Regions from separate parts of the Homo sapiens genome. Here region 1 is linked to region 2. Evidence: read pairs that join two places in POLR2A ChIA-PET (ENCODE). Cell type or tissue: HepG2. All regions are shown on one strand.

Evidence for each region. ChIA-PET counts read pairs that join two places held together with the same protein. Peaks named below come from ENCODE experiments on the same cell type or tissue, not always from the same donor. Only the 100,000 strongest peaks of a DNase experiment are listed, where the experiment ranks them.
Region 1: POLR2A ChIA-PET joins it to region 2 with 5 read pairs; 3 of 35 experiments call an interaction of 5 or more read pairs at or near these places.

The regions. Positions count from the first base shown.
Region 1 is chr2:172,117,520-172,121,519 of GRCh38, forward strand. No RefSeq gene overlaps it. Among named protein-coding and RNA genes, the nearest start is that of DLX2-DT, 17 kb to the left of the region's middle. In HepG2, no CTCF peak of the experiment used is centred here; DNase peaks (open chromatin) are centred at 1,702 and 2,782.
Region 2 is chr2:171,878,610-171,882,609 of GRCh38, forward strand. All of the region lies in intron 2 of SLC25A12 (solute carrier family 25 member 12), which reads right to left. Among named protein-coding and RNA genes, the nearest start is that of SLC25A12, 14 kb to the right of the region's middle. In HepG2, no CTCF peak of the experiment used is centred here; a DNase peak (open chromatin) is centred at 322.

The DNA.
Region 1 (4,000 bases), 240 kb after region 2:
AATAGGCAGAGTGAACTCAAAACGATCTTCTAGTTGGTTAAAGCAGAAGATAGTTTCAGTTACTTGGGAGACTGAGGCAGGAGGATCCTTTGAGTCCAGGAGTTCGAGGCTATAGTAGCTATGATTGTGCTTTGTGCCACTGCATTCCAGCCTGGGCAACATAGCAAGATTCTATCTCTAGTATATATATATATATATATATATGTGTGTGTGTGTGTGTGTGTGTGTGTGTGTGTGTGATATATGAGACTATTCTATCTCTAGTATATATATGTGTGTGTGTGATATGAGACTATTCTATCTCTAGTATATATATATGTGTGTGTGTGATATATGAGACTACCTTCATATATATGTGTGTGTGTATATATATATATATATATACACCTCCTTATCCTTTATATAGTCCATACCTACTTGCCACATTTGACCATAATTATCTTTATTATATATAGCTCCTTTATATATAGGAGGTAGTCTCATATTCTCTTTGAACATTGATGCATTCGGTGGATTCTGTCTTTGTATAATTTACAGCAGTTTATTATTATTAAAGGCAGTAGCAAATGCTCAATAAAGAACTTGTTTCCCATTCTCAACAATAGGTTATTTTTGCTGGGTGCAGTGGCTCACGCCTGTAGTCCCAGCACTTTGGGAGGCCGAGTTGGGCGGATCACAAGGTCAGGAGTTTGAGACCAGCCTGACCAACATGGTGAAATCCCGTCTCTACTAAAAATACAAAAATTAGCCAGGTGTGGTGGTGTGCGCCTGTAATCCCAGCTACTCAGGAGGCTGAGGCAGGAGAATCGCTTGAACCCAGGAAGCAGAGGTTGTAGTGAGCTGGGATCGTGCCACTGCACTCCAGCCTGGGCGACAGAGTGAGACTCCGTCTCAATTAAAAAAAAAAAAAAAAAAAAAAACCAAAAAAATCCCAAAAAACACAATAGGTTATTTATTTATTTATTTATTTATTTATTTATTTATTTATTTATTTATTTTTGAGATGGGGTCTTACTCTGCCACCCAGGCTGGAGTGCAGTGGCACAATCTTGGCTCACTGCAACCTCCACCTCTAGGGCTCAAGTAATCCTCCTGCCTCAGCCTCCCAAGTAGCAGGTTATTTATTTTAGATTTCATTAATGATTAGTTATTAGTATTAAAAACACAATTTAAATCTGTTTAAGCAGAATATAGAATTTATTGTCTACGGGTTCATCTGGATTCAAACAAACCTGGGTCCAGTGACTGAGATGATGTCATCAGGATACAGACACTTTCTCTTTGGCTTTCTGCCACTATCTTTCCTCAAGTTTTCAGTAGCAGCTTCCTTACTTTCTTTTGAATTTGAATTTTCATTGGTAGTGTCTTCAATGTCCAGAATTCTACTTACAGTCTACTCAAAGCAATTTAGACACTTTCTAAATGCTTCTCCAAATCCTGGTAGCCTGTACCTACTTGCTACATTTGACTATAATTATCTTCTCACACTGTTCTTCCAATATATACATTCAATTCTATACATTTCCCTCTCAATCTGTGCCAAAGTATCTGGGGCACTGCAGCAAACTCACATGGGTAGCATGGGAAGTTTTCAAAATTCAAGGAAAACACAATGATACCATACAAACTAAAACTATGTAGCTTGAGGTAATTCATAGTTTCAACAGGAGATTGCAAAACAGTCTTTTTGATGACATATCTTTTTGGTATGTCATTGTATTAAGCACAACTATGTTAAAGGCAAGAAGCATGTGAAAATCAATGTGGCACAGGGAATAAGAGTGGTGGTATCCAATCTGGTTCCAAGGTTTGAGAAGTAGTACAGGGCTCAACAGGTACACAAATCCCATAATGATGCAATTCTGTTATTTAACTGTGATGAAATATGAATATCATCTATTCTTTCAACTCTGTGTATTCTTTTTTCAAATGGCTAGTAAGTTGCTAGGATTTAAATACTTATTAAGTTGTTTGGATATAACTACAGTCGTGTGCCACATAATGTTTTGGTCAACAATGGGCAACATACACAATTAATCTTGCGTTGTGTTCATTACAGCCCTTAGCATTCAAAAATTATGGCTAATGTTGTTAGTAAGAGCCACATTGAGTGATTGACCCAGAAAAAAAGATTAAAAGTGATTGGGCCGGGCGCAGTGGCTCACACCTGTAATCCCAAAACTTTGGGAGGCCGAGGTGGGCAGATCACAAGGTCAGGAGATCGAGACCATCCTGGCTAACACAGTGAAACCCTGTTTCTACTAAAAATACAAAAACGAAATTAGCCGGGCGTGGTGGTGGGCGCCTGTAGTCCCAGCTACTTGGGAGGCGGAGGCAAGAGAATGGCATGAACCCGGGAGCCGGGAGGCGAAGCTTGCAGTGAGCTGAGATCGCACCACTGCACTCCAGCCTGGGTGACAGAGCAAAACTCCATCTCAAAAAAAAAATATTAAAAGTGATTAAGAACTACAAAAGTAAAAAGTCAGTGATAATGTTTGTTTATCAGGCAGGCATGTCCCATTCCACCATAGCTATGATTTTGAAGAATAACTAAGTGATGGAAGCTGTTAAAGTATTTGCTTCCTTAAAGGCAATGGGATTAACACAAATTTGAGAAGGGTCTCTATCAGATATGGAGATACTTCTAATGACCTGGATTGAAGCCCCAAACAGAAGCACATCCCTCTCAGCACCATGACCAACACAGCCAAAGCAAAAAGTTTGTTTGCAATGATAAAAGAAAAGGCTGGACCTGACTACGATGTTGAATTTACTGTTTGCTCTGGGTGGTTTAAACAATTCCAGAATTGTTATCCATTACATAATGTGAAAGTGAGTGGCGAGTCTGTGAGTGCTGATGTGAAGGCAGCTGAAGAATTTTTGGAGACTTTAGAAAAGTTGACTGTGGAGGAAAATACTTGCCAGGGCAAACTTTCATTATAGATAGAACTCTTTTGGAAATGGATGCCTAAAAGGACTTTCATCCACAAGGAAGAAGGTCAAGGTAATGCCAGGTTTCAAGGCTTTTGAGCTCAGGATAACAGTCTTGCATGGAGACAATGTTGCAGGCTACAAATTGAAACCCTTTATGATCTGGCACAGTGAGAGCCCCAGGACCTTCAAGAATATAAATAAGCTCACACAGGCCAGTGTACTGCATTACTTAATAGTCATGAATCCTCTTCCAGGATTCTCTCTGGAATTACTATGCCAGCAGAATGGAGAAGTACTGTTTGGAGGATAATGAACTTTCCAAGATTCTGCTTATGGTTTTTTATTTTTATTTTTTTGAGACAAGGTCTTGTTCCGTCACCCATGCTGGAGTGCAGCAGTGTGATCTTGGCTCACTGCAACCTCCACCTCCTGGGCTCAAGCAGTTTTCCCACCCCAGCCTCCTGGGTAGCTGGAATAACAGGTGCAAGCCACCACACCCGACTAATTTTTGTGTGTGTGTGGTTTTTTTTTTTTTTTTTTTTTTTTGGTAGAGACAGAGTCTCACCATGTTGGCTGGGCTGGTCTTGAACTCCTGGGCTCAAGTGATCTGCCTGTCTCAGCCTCCCAAAGTGCTAGGATTACAGGTGTGAGCTATCGCTTATTGCTGTTAATGCTCCTGCACATTCTCCTTTTATTGGCGCTCTTCATCCCAACATCAAGGTGTTTCTCCCTCCAAATACCACCTCTTTGATCCAATGGATCAAGGAGTTACAGCAGGTGTTTTTTTTGTTTTTTTTTTTTTTTTTGAGACGGAGTCTCACTCTGTCGCCCAGGCTGGAGTGCAGTGGCGCAATCTTGACTCACTGCAACCTCCGCCCCCTCGGTTCAAGCGATTCTCCTGCCTCAGCCTGTTGAGTAGCTGGGATTACAGGTGTGTGCCACCACGCCCAGCTAATTTTTGTATTTTTAGTAGAGACAGGGTTTCACCATATTGGCCAGGCTGGTCTTGTACTCCTGACCTCGTGATCTGCCCACCTTGGCCTCCCAAAGTGCTGGGATTACAGTG
Region 2 (4,000 bases):
ACATGTGGCTGTAATATGAGTCAAAACAAACTGTTCCTCCATTACTTTGTTCCAACTGAGATGAACTGACATTTTCAGATCTTAACATCCTTTCAATTTCAGTAATTCAAATGACAATATCATGAAGTTTAGTAACTACAGATATCTCATAGAGCATTTCCCACATAGAAAAATGAATTATTTGAACAATAAAAGAGGACAATATGTACCAAGGCAAGTACTGAGTATATGAAGCTAGTTCTCTTACTGTCCTTCACTATTATGGCTCTTACTTCCAACAGAAGCCAAATTTAGTCAGGAATGCATGCCCTTTCACTACACAAGCACTCTACATAAGGAGCAAAGACCACAGCAGATCTGACACACAAACCCTGTTAAACAGTACAATGTGTAATTTGCCTTATTATGTTAGTTCAATTAGAATAAAAGAGCATTCTATCATAAATAATACTTTATAAGAAAAAAATTATTTTAAATACATATGGCCAGTTTGATTTTTTAACAACTTTATTAAGCCATATTAATTTTTAAAAACAAGGATTTTAATTAGTAATGTAAAATTTTTCCAATGTTACTCAAATCAACTACATGAGCATTAGGGAAAAGCAGTTGTATAAATCTAATTTTGATTAGCACTTTCAGTTGCATATTTTGGATATACTAGAAACAAAACCTTTTACTGATTTTGCTAAAAAAATATTATTCAGTGCTCTGTCTTCCTAACTCAGATTGCTTCCATGAATACTATGTGCTTATTTTTGTTGTTGTTTTAATATATTTTCACTGTCCACTATAGTAAGCCCTACTGTCAGCTACTGAATGATGCAATTTCTAACACAGCAGGGAGGTAAAGACCCTTATTAATCAATGAAATCAATTGAAGCTACCATAATAAAGAAGATCTACCAAAACAATTTTCCACTCAAAATAACCAAAAACCTTGGAAATAAAATAATGACCCAAAGAACCCAATAACTGGAACTAGAATGCTTCCCAAGGCAGATTAAGTTGAATAATTAATTTGCATCATTCCTTAAATAAATACTTTAGTCTCTTAGTCTAAGTAACCATGGGAACATACAAGAAGCATATATATGTATAAGCTTGGGCAAATCATGTCGCTTTGACAATCAAGGTGCTGCTCCTAGGGGGATGGAATGCCTTAATGTTGATAAGCCTTGATTAAATACCAAGATTTTTACCAAAGAGAAATAAGGACCTTTAACATAGCAGGGTGCAGAAAGTATTAAAAGATCTAAGAAACAGATCAACCAAATGCAATGTATGAATCTAGCTTGGATCCTGCTTTTTAACAAAGCTACTTAAAAATATATGAAACAATCAGAGAACTTCGACACTCAAAAGAAATTGATGATAAGACTTTTTTTAGGTGTGATAATGGTGTTATGATTTGGTTAGTTTTTCAGAGTGTTTATCTTTAGGAGCTACATACTGAACTATTTATGGATACTGCAAGATGATGTCTGAGAACTGCTTCAAAATAAGCCACTGTGGCTGTAATACAGATGAAGCAAGGTTAGCCATGATAATTGGTGACACTGGAATGACAGATATATGGTGATTCATTATACCATTTTCTCTTTTTTTGTATGAATTTTAAAGTTTATTAATTCAGTTAGAATTACAACAAACTTTTTAAAAAATAATTTCAAATCATATTTTATTTTTTTGAGATGGAGTCTCCCTCTGTCACCCAGGCTGGAGTGCAGTGGCGTGACCTTGGCTCACTGCAACCTCCACCTCCCAGGTTCAAGTGATTCTCCTGCCTCAGTCTCCCTAGTAGCTGGGATTACAGGCATGCACCACCACGCTAATTTTTGTATTTTTAGTAGAGGCGGGGTTTTACCATGTTGGCCAGGCTGGCCTCGAACTCCTGACCTCAAGTGAGCCACCCACCTCAGCCTTCGAAAGTGCTGGGATTACAGGCATGAGCCTCAATTCATATTTTAGATTAAGAGGGTACATGTGTGGGTTTGTTACAAGGGAATACTGTGTGATGCTGAGGTTTGGGGTACAAATGATCCCATCAGCCAGAGAGTTTGCATAGTTCCCAATAGTTTTTCCACCCTGTTCCCCTCCTTCCTTTCTCCCTCTAGTCATCCATGGTATCCATCATTATTCTATTTTCTCTAGATTTGTATATGTTTGAAATTTTTCATAACAAAGTTATTTAAAGGGCTACAGAAAAATAATGAAACAATTCTTTACACACTAACATACCTGTATCTCCAAATAATATTAAGTAAAAAAGGCGAATTGTATTAAAATATATAAAGCAAAGCTCCTCCGTTTACTGTATATCCTTGAACAAGCTACTTAACCTTTCTGGGGCTTAGTTTCCTCATCTGTAAAATGGGAATACTAATCGTTCCTACCTTATAGAGTTGTTCTGAGGATTAAATATGATGATTTATATAAAATACTTAAAATAGTGCCTGATACATAACAGTGACACAGTAAGCATTAGCTATTATTATTTATGTTTTTTAAAACCACAAAACCCCATATTTTCTTTTTTTGTTGTTGTTGTTGTTGTTGTTGAGACGGAGTCTCACTCAGCCACCCAGGCTGGAGTGGAGTGGTGTGATCTCAGCTCACTGCAACCACCATCTCCCAGGTTCAAGCGATTCTCCCATCTCAGCCTCCCGAGCAGTTGAGATTACAGGCATCCGCCATCATGCCTGGCTAATTTTTGTATTTTAGTAGAGATGGGGTTTCACCATGTGGGCCAGGCTGGTCTTGAACTCCTAACCTCAGGTGATCCAGCCGCCTCGGCCTCCCAAAGTGCTAGGATTACAGGCCATCGCGCCCGGCCAAAACCCCATATTTTCTGTGTAAATGTATGGGGAAAGATCAGAAAGAAACACGACCAAGAACAGTGGTTACCTCTTAGGTGGCAGGGAATTATTGGCTTTTGGGGTAGAGCTCAGGAAGGACTTCAAGCCTTCAGAAGTATTGGCTTTTGGGGTAGAGCTCAGGAAGGACTTCAAGCCTTCAGCTTTATACAGAATGTTCTATTTTTTTAAAAAAGTATTAATGTAGGGATGTGTAATTTAAGCAGCTCTAGGCTATGAGTCCTTTAAAAACAGGGATACCTTATTCATCCTCATACCTCTAGCACCTTGCACAGTACCTGGCTCTTTGTAGGACAATCAATAGCAATCTGTGTTGAACAGATCTGCTGAAAATAATGAGCCATGGGATGGGAGGGGTAGGGTAAGGACAGAAAAGAAGATGGGGAGAGGAAGACCACCATAAGAAAAAGACTAGAAAGAAGACTGAGAGAAAAAATTTTTCTGAAGAAAAAATGAGGTGAGGATACATTTCTTCTTCAGGGGTCCTAATTTTGGTTATTTTTTGTCATTTCACTTAAGGTATTTTTGCAGATAGTATGACAGCTGCACTGGAATGTTCTAGAAAGCTACCAAATACAGCAGTGTTGACTTGGAGGCACAGAATCTCTTGCCATCTCTGTCTCCCAGCCTCCCTGAGTCACCCCTAGGCTTCCAGGTTTTCCAATCCCTTATATGCTATACATAAACAGTTCTTGGTTTTAATGTGCCTAGCTTTCCTTCCCCCCTTCTGGTAACTGCATGCTAATTTTTCTTGAACATACACACCTCCCTCACCCTCAATTTACACAGGTCATTCAAATGGGGCTGACTCAACTGAACAGTTCCAGAGGTGAGCATGTGAACCAGATCTGGCCAATGAGAACACTGCCTCCTTCTAGTACATGGGTTTTCTTGGGGTATTAGGGAGGACAATAATTCCTAGACTTAACCTAGAAATTGGAGAAACAGTACCTTTTCTCTGCTGAATGGGTAGGATTTTAATCTGGGGATGCTCCACATGGCAAAGCCTGTTTGAGAATGAAGCTAGCACAACAGAAACCAAAACTAAGAGATGAAAGGTGCATGATCCCTGGTGACAGCAGTTAAGCTCCTGATCCACTCATGGCTAGAGCCAGTACATTCTA